2 separate regions of the Homo sapiens genome follow, and region 1 is linked to region 2. A link is an interaction called in ENCODE POLR2A ChIA-PET data of the cell type or tissue named here. Cell type or tissue: OCI-LY7. All regions are shown on one strand. Each heading gives the region's core, and the rest is flanking DNA. Links, peaks and the distances in the headings are about the cores only. Region 1 overlaps TMEM123 (transmembrane protein 123). Region 2 overlaps MMP20 (matrix metallopeptidase 20).

Evidence for each region. ChIA-PET counts read pairs that join two places held together with the same protein. Peaks named below come from ENCODE experiments on the same cell type or tissue, not always from the same donor. Only the 100,000 strongest peaks of a DNase experiment are listed, where the experiment ranks them.
Region 1: POLR2A ChIA-PET joins it to region 2 with 6 read pairs; 2 of 35 experiments call an interaction of 5 or more read pairs at or near these places.

Annotation. Positions count from the first base shown.
Region 1 is chr11:102,424,722-102,429,123 of GRCh38, reverse strand. The region is part of intron 2 of TMEM123 (transmembrane protein 123); the gene reads left to right. Among named protein-coding and RNA genes, the nearest start is that of TMEM123, 26 kb to the left of the region's middle. RefSeq lists a silencer at 1-166. In OCI-LY7, for the core only: no CTCF peak of the experiment used is centred there; no DNase peak of the experiment used is centred there; H3K4me3 peaks cover 253 bases; H3K27ac peaks cover 893 bases.
Region 2 is chr11:102,614,806-102,619,207 of GRCh38, reverse strand. MMP20 (matrix metallopeptidase 20) reads left to right here. Exons shown (of 10, transcript NM_004771.4): 2 at 2,149-2,396. Among named protein-coding and RNA genes, the nearest start is that of MMP20, 8.3 kb to the left of the region's middle. RefSeq lists enhancers at 2,897-3,396, 3,397-3,898. In OCI-LY7, for the core only: no CTCF peak of the experiment used is centred there; no DNase peak of the experiment used is centred there.

The sequences.
Region 1 (4,402 bases), core at 255-4,254, 190 kb after region 2:
GAGGCTGCCATCAAAATGACTGTGTTAACTGTTGTCCATCCTGGTGTATTCTACTCACATTTCAGACTCCTGCGAGAGGCTGATTGACCTGGTTTGAATCTCGTGCCTACCCACTCGTAGTCCCTCCAGACCCCAGGGGGTGAGCGAAGGGTGTTTGCCTGAAGGAAGAGTGGAACAGGAGCTGGGCAGGGAAAAAAGAACAGATGTTCATTCTACTGGCCACATAGCCACAGTCAGTGGTAATGATTTTCCCTGGCCAGACTTGGTGGCCAGTAGTTACTAGTCTCCTTTCTCTTCAGAAACATCTGCTCTTGTCAGAGTTATAGCCTATTCTTGATGAGCTGCAGCAAAAATGTACCACTTAAATTGGAGATGGATCATTTCCTGAGGATCTCAGAATATCTTTTTCAGTTAGCTTTATAAAGTAATTGTCCAGATGGCCATTTAATTTGTGATATGGGATAAAGTAATCTAGGGGAAAAAACACTTCTTTAAAATGACTTTTTTTTTTTGGGGGGGCCGGGCACACTGGCTTACACCTGTAATCCCAGCACTTTGCGAGGCCAAGCTGGGTGGATCACCTGGGGTCAGGAGTTCGAGAGCAGCCTGGCCAACATGGCAAAACCCCGTCTCTACTAAAAAATAAAAAAAAAAAAAAGCTGGGTGTGGTGGCAGGCACCTGTAATCCCAGCTACTTGGGAGGCTGAGGCAGGAGAATTGCTTAAACCCTGGAGGTGGAGGTTGCAGTGAGCTGAGATTGTGCCACTGTACTCCAGCCTGGGTGACAGAGTGAGACTCCATCTCAAAAAAATAAAATAAAATGACTTTTTTTAAATTGTGAAGAATATAGGTTAAGATTATATTGCAGTAGTAACGTAATAATATATTCAGGATAAAAAATTGAAGTTAGATCTGAAATATCAACATCCTAAACTAAGAAAAACCTTTTAAATTAATGTACTCTTGTTTTTTTCTTCTTAGCTAATAGTAAATAACGATAGACTCACACTCCCAGGAAGGGTGAGGAAGGGACAATTCAGACCTCTCTAGACTCCATGCATGGCCTGGTTAAATCACTTTTTTTTATCAGCATCTCATTTTTCCTTCCAGCAAGTTTATATCCTCATTGAGGAAGAGTGTCTTGCCAGAAGATTATTGTGATAATTTTTATAAGATATGTATATTCTTTTCTGAATCTCAGAGTAAATATTCTTTGTCTTCCTAAATGAACTGGTAGAATGTTTACATTTTCATTCTATTTCTGTAGAATTTTTTTTTTTTTAATTGAAACAGAGTCTTGCTCTGTTGCCCAGGCTGGAGTGCAGTGGCGCGATCTCGGCTCACTGCAACCTCTGCCTCCCGGGTTCCAGTGATTCTCCTGCCTCAGCCTCCCTAGTAGCTGGGACTACAGGTGTGTACCACCACGCCTGGCTAATTTGTGTGTTTTTTAGTAGAGACAGGGTTTCACCGTATTGGCCAGGCTGGTCTCGAAATGCTGACCTCGTGATCCACCTGCCTCAGCCTCCCGAAGTGCTGGGATTACAGACATCAGCCACCGCACCCAGCCATTTCCGTAGAATTTATAGCCTCCCTGTTGCAGTGAGCTGAGATTGTGCCACTGCACTCCAGCCTGGGCGACAGAGTGAGACTCTGTCTCCAAAAAAAAAAAAAAAAAAGAATTTATACCCTCCCTATTTCTTCTCTCCCACTTCTGCCTTCTCTTCCACTTCTGCCTTCTCCCCTTGTTCCTCATAGTCCTTGGGCATGTGCTACTTCAGCAGAGACCTGGGTCCTCTTTTGTGAAATTCAGTCAACAAAAAGCTCAAGGAACAAGTTAAGACTGAAGACTGATCGAGTTCATGTAAGTGTGGTAGGATTGCATGGTGCCATTTGATATTAAAAGGCATGTATTGTTTAAGAAACTAAACAAAAGCCAACTGTGTTTGAACAACAATGTTTGTCAGTGAGCTAGCTAGATATGGAGGATAAAGATATGTATAGTGTGTTCCAGCCACAGACTAGATTGTGAAAAAGAGAACCAGCAAAAAAAAAAAAACCCGCAAAACAAAAAACCCTGCAACTTAATCTCAGAGTTCTCTCCTGTAATAGACAGTAATACATTTATAGTTAGAAAACTTCAATTTGGTTTGGCAATATCCCAACTATAGAACTTCAAATAACTGATATATATACCCAGACACAAAACTTTTTATCAACTGAATAGCCAGTTGTGGATTTTGAGCAATAAATGGGGGGGGGGGGGGAACTACTTTAAAAACATTAAGCCATGAGTTTATTCAATCTGTATCTTTGTCTTCTAGTAAGTAAATTTGCTTTCATTGTTAAACAGCAGCAACAAAGGGACACCAAAGATCTTTGCATACCTTACTTGGTTGTAAACTTTTTGAAGTCAAAGGTAATTTTTCTAACTTCTTTGCAGTAGCTAAAACTTACATAGCAGCCTCTTTAAGCAGGGAAAATTATTGTAAAGAAATTGCTCTTAGATAACTTTCCACTCAAGGGTTTTAAGCTTTTTGTTTTGTTTGTAAAATCTTTTACGATGAGCACTTTGTAAGTCTACTAGTTAGCTCAAAGCAGTTCTCCTTGAGGACCCACATCTACTCCAGGCTGGGAGACAGAGCGAGACACCATCACTTAAAAAAAAAAAAAAAGATAATAAATATAGAGGGAAATGAATTGTGATGCGGGCGTAAAAGTGCTGTCTGCATCGGCTCCCTTCTATTACTGCTTCCTAAAGTTGTTGTGAGGATTAAATGAGTTAATGTAGGTAAGCATTCAGAACAGTGCCTGGCACATAAGTGCTATGGATGTGTTAACTGTTATTATTGTTAAGAACGATCTAAACACAGTGGTCAGGAATGGCAAAGTCAAGAGTTCTGATAGGATACTATGGTTATTTAGACTCAAAAGCAAAGCTGCCAAAATCCAGCTGACCTTCCTTTTGATATTTAGAGGAAATTCTGTTACCTAAGACTGATATTTCATTATAGCCACTCAACAAATGTTCATTTGTACATTCTATGTGTTGGGCACTGTGCCAGGTACTGGGGGAGCTACAGAGACATGACATAAATATCACCATGAGGTGCTTAAAATTTAATTGGAAAGTTAATAAGAACAAAAATAACTATAGTAAAAGGCCAGTATGCTAAGTACAATAATAAAGGTGCAGATAATGTAAGTGAGCACTCAGAAGAGGGAGAGCTTACTTTCAGTTAGGAAAATCTCGAGGGCCGGGCACAATGGCTCATGCCTGTAATTCCAGCTCTTTGGGAGGCAGATTGCTTGACTCCAGGAGTTAAGACCAGCCTGCACAACATGGGGAAACCTGTCTCCACAAAAAATACAAAAATTAGCTAGGTGTGGTGGCACATGCCTGTAGCCTCAGCTTCTCGGGTGGGTGAAGTGGGAGGATCAACTGAGCCTGGGAGGTTGAGGCTACAGTGAGCTGCAACCATGCCACTGCACTTCTAGCCTGGGCAACAGAGTGAGACCTTGCCTCAAAAAAAAAAAAAAAAAGAAAAAAGAAAAAAAAAAAAACAATCCTGGAGGAAACAGTGCTTGACCTAGGTCTGAGTGGATGTGGCATTGATAGATGGACAAACGAAAAACAGACAATGCTTTTTATCAGTATCATTGGAGGACACAACATGAACAGTGGTGAGGGGGAAGGAAATGGGTCTATGCTCAAAAGAAGGTCCAAGCCAACCATCTTTATTATTTGCACATAACCTGTTATAAAATGATACTGCTCGTGTTCATAACAGTGGACCGTAACCATCTGTTGAGCATGATGCTGTTGCCAAGCGTTGTTGTTCAAGGTGTTTCATCCTTGTTCTTACATTCCATACAATAACCATATGAGTTAAGTGTTATTTTAGCTATTTTAGAGATGAAAAAAGAGCTACACAGAAGATGACTGTGCCACAATTTCAGCACAGAACTGGTTGGCGTAAAAGCCTCTGTTTCTTTCTGATATTCCTGGGTGCTGCTTGGAGATCACAAGTATTTGATTGACAGATATTAGACACATATGCTATCATCTTGAGAATAGAAATGGATACAAATTAGGATATTCTTCATTCTTGCTTCTGTATTTTCAACAAACAGGTTTTCTGCCTCTAGTGTTTCCTGGAAACACCAAATAAAAACATATTTTTGTCTTTGACCAAGAGTGTGCTTCTGAAAAACTTGCTCAGTGAGCATGCAATCAGTACAGCATTGGGTGTTCTGGAGGGAACATTCATTCTGGCTGTAGTGGCTTGAGGACCCATATCTACAAGCTTTGACCCGCTCCCTTTTCTGTGCCAGGTAAATAGTCTTATCTATATAAATCAAATTTGAACTCTTAGAATGAAACTCAGGGTCTTCTGTGCCCTGA
Region 2 (4,402 bases), core at 84-4,083:
CATTGCATTATCACAGCATCAACTTGCACAGACAGGAACAATTCATCCCATCAACCTCATTTGCAAAAAAAAAAAGATGAGAAACATCAATACTTAAGGTGGTCTAACTAGAGACGGAATGGAACCAAATAGTCGCAGCTTTGTTTCAGAACACCTAGGCTAGGTTTCAGAGCCTGGGCACCCCATGTTCCCTCTCCCTTTTCCTCCTCTTGGCTTCTCATCTCACCTAAGGTTTTTACAAGGGACAACAATGGGGAAAGCGATCTTCTCTCACAGGAAGGGCAGGGAGTAAAGGATCAGCTGATCCTGCAGTGAAAAAATAGCGTACCCTCTCCAAACATGAGTGATACTTACTCCTTTTTATTTTTTCCCCAGCAGTAATGGTTCATGCTCATTGTAAAAACTTTTGGAATATAGGAAGGAATAAAGAATAAATTAAGTCATCTGTAATTTCATTACCCAGACATAATCAACATTAATATTCAGGCAGACTTCCTTTTATTATTGTATGTGTGTGCGTGTGTGTATATGCGTGTATATGTATGATTTATTCAGAAAATTATTATTATAACCTTATAAAGATTTCTCCTCTTCTTTTCTCAGTATATTGCCATTACATAAAGAGCATTCTTTCATACCATTAAATATTTATTTTTCAAAACTGATCTTAGTAGAGGCCTAGTACTGTCTCATATAAATATAGGATAATATATATAATAAATCCCCTGACATCAGACATTAAGGTTACTCCCAATTACTTATTATCTTTATATATATGTTAAAAATATGTGTGTATAATATGTAAGTAAACAATTTGCATAGTTTATATGTGGTAATATATGGTTAATATATAGGCTAATAATATGTAATTTATATCTAATAAATAAACATGTCTATACTATATAAATATAAAATTGTATATAATTAAATACAATCAGTGCTCTGTATCCATGGGATCTGTACACATGGAATCAAACAATTGTGGATTGAAAATATTCAGGAAAAAATCGACGGTTGCATCTGTTTCAGGGAAGACATGTTCAAAACAGACATTTTTTTTGTAGCTTTTCCCTAAACAATACAGTATAACAACTATTTACATAGCATTTATATTATAGTACATATTATAAGTAATTTAGAGATGATTTAAAGCATACAGGAGGCTGTACTTAAGTTGTATGCAAATATTATGCCATTTTATATCAGAGACTTGAGCATCTGTGGATTTAGGTATCTGAGAGAGGTCCTGGGACCAATTCCCCCATGGACATGAAAGGAGGACTGAACCCTTAGCTGCTCTTTGGTTATTTTCCTAAAATCAGCTGAGTAGGTGAAATTCCTGAGCCAAAGGCAGGCCTCAACCCTGTATTTGCATGCCCCTGCATCACTCGTTTTACCCTAATCCCAGCCCTGAGTCATAGAAAAGTGTTTTGAACAATATATACTGAGGGGCTTTATGTCTTTTTGTGCAAATGAAAGCCTTATAATTTATGGCTTATTTTATTTGCTTCAAGAGACAAAGAGCCTTGCCTAGGAAAGTTGTCTCATGGAAACAAAATCCAGCCCACATACTAAACACATCTGAACTCATTAAAATCCTCAGCTGAAAAAAAGGTGGACCCTCTGCCTTTGTAAAGTGTGAGAGGCTGGAATACAATGCCTTTAAGAGTTAAAAGCATACTGATCTTGCATTATGTACAATGGAAAGATGATACCAATAACTGTTTACCAAAGAAACCAGATAGCCTTTGTTTTGCAAATTGGGTAAAGAACTTCAGTGACAAATAAGTGATCCATGGAAATAATGTTCACATCAGCTTCCTTCCCTGAATTTTTTTCTTTTAAAAAAATTAGAAGCAAAAAGGCGTATTTGTTATATTCATTGCATTGTAGAAAAACTATAAAATGCAGGTGGACAAAAGGAAATAATTAAATAATCTATAATCCCCACTACCCAAAACCAATCATCGTTAATAATTTGGAGTATAGCTAAGCTTTATGTAAACAAATATGTCTACTTTTTTCATAAATGGGAAAATACTCTACACACTGCTTTTAATACATCAGGAATGCTGTCCCCTGCCTTACCTGAGCATGAGTATTTCCCAGACTACGCTGTAGACGCGTCAGCCTGCCTCTCCATTTCAGGCGTATCTTGACAAATATTACACAAATAAAGAAGGACACCAGATTGGTGAGATGGTTGCAAGAGGAAGCAATTCCATGATAAGGAAGATTAAGGAGCTACAAGCGTTCTTTGGCCTCCAAGTCACCGGGAAGTTAGACCAGACCACAATGAACGTGATCAAGAAGCCTCGCTGTGGAGTTCCTGATGTGGCCAATTATCGCCTCTTCCCTGGTGAACCCAAATGGAAAAAAAATACTTTGACATACAGGTAATGAGATCAAGTCTTTCCAAATTCAGAGAAAAACACCACCTCTCTCTTTTTCCCTTTTCTTGAAAAAATATTTTCCTTCTCATCCGTATAAAAATCCTGACACCTCACAACCATAAGAATAAGAACTTTTTACATCCATCCGTCAGGCAATGACAATGGGCAATTCACCAGAAAATACGGTTTTAGGATTATCATAATGACTGGCTATTTTAGGCATTCCAAACAATTTTACCAGCTAGAAACAACACAATTATCTTTAATCTAGTCTAGGATTAATGACCTGGCAGTACAAACCAGTTTTCTTAAAACAACCTGCTTAATGAGAAAGAAAAAAATAACCTACTAATAAAGTAATTTATTTCATTGATTCCAAAAATCTTTTATTGATGATTCAAGAAATGCATTCCATTTGAGGGTTATAAAGGTGAACAGGTCAACTTTCTTGACCTTAGGGAACTCACAGTCCTTTAAGGAGAGACAGACATGCAAACAGACAGCTGTAGCTCTGTGTGAAAAGTGCAAAAGCATAGCTCTAAGCAGTGAACTGTGGGACCACAGTTCACATGGACAGAGCTACCAAGTGGCCCAGGGACCAGCAGTAACATCTGAGCCTGATTCGAAGGCAAAGCAGAAGCAGTTCCACTCTTAGCCCCAAGCTCCCCTCACTCCTTCCCTGCCCTCTTTCTTCCCTCCCCTAATCCTCTGGCTTCATCCCTTATAAACCAAGGGGACACACCCAACCAGAACCTCTGTCCCTCCCTGCTGTGCTCAGGGTACGGAGTCTGGAATTCCCTCTCCCACAGCCAGACCTGATTCTGGGAGCCAGCGCAGACTTCCTCCCCAGGTTGGTCCAACCAAGGGCAAACTATGTATGGTACCTGCCCCTCAGCCTGAGGTAGGGGTGGATGGTGCCTGCCTGCGTGGGCCTCATGCATGACAGATGGGTGCAGGTCAGAAAAGAAGAGTGGACTCCACTCTTTGTGGTCCTGCCCCAGGCCTTGCACATGTAAGGAGTTTTCTAAGGAGAAAACCAGACCAAGCATATAGCAGCAGAGAGTGGACAGACTGGCATGTTGATGGGCAGCATTCCCACCACAAGTGCCTAGTGCATGCGGCTGCAGCAGAGGGTGCAGGAAGGGCAATGGCAGGAAATGAGCTGGAGGGGCAGCCTGAAGGGCAACTAGAGCGTGATGTCAAGGAGTTTGGACTTTATCCCCAGGGCGGTGGAGAGCCAGGCCAGGACCAGGATCAGATTTCCCTTTTAGGATGAGCACATCTAGATGATAACTGGAGATGGGGAAAGGCTGGACTCGTGCAATAGTCTAAGCAGTGGTATGGTAGAGCTGCCGCCTAATAGCTCACAGAAGCCAATCCTTAAAATGTCAGGAATTTTGCAGCCACTTGTTAAGCTCCCAAGAATTTTGTGAGCTGGTTGCTAAGACAGCCATTGTTAAATTATGTAAATTTACTATTAAATAAATCATATTACATTACATTAAATAAATTAAATTATATTATATTAAATAAATTATATTAAATAAGTATATTATTTCATATTTATATTTATTATTAAAATATATTTTTGTAGTAATAAATAAAATACTATTTATTAATAATATATTATTAAAACATTATTTTATAATAATAAATAAAATACGTTATTTATTATTATATGTTATATTATTTAATAGGTATAATTATTTAATAAATTACATTAAATTATATTAAATACATTATATTAAATAATTACATTAATATAATAAATTATATTAAATTATATTAAAAATAAAGGTAATAACATATTGCCTCTTATTTCACTACATTTTATTATTTTCTCTGTTCATGAGGCTATGTACATCTGTATAATCTGAGTGGTTCATTCATGCTCATCTCTTCACAACCTGGCATTCAGTGATGGTAAGTTGGTAGCTTGAATTAGCCATAGTGAGAATATTTACAACACAGAAATCAGCAAGTCATGCAAATCAAGTGGGTTTTTTTTT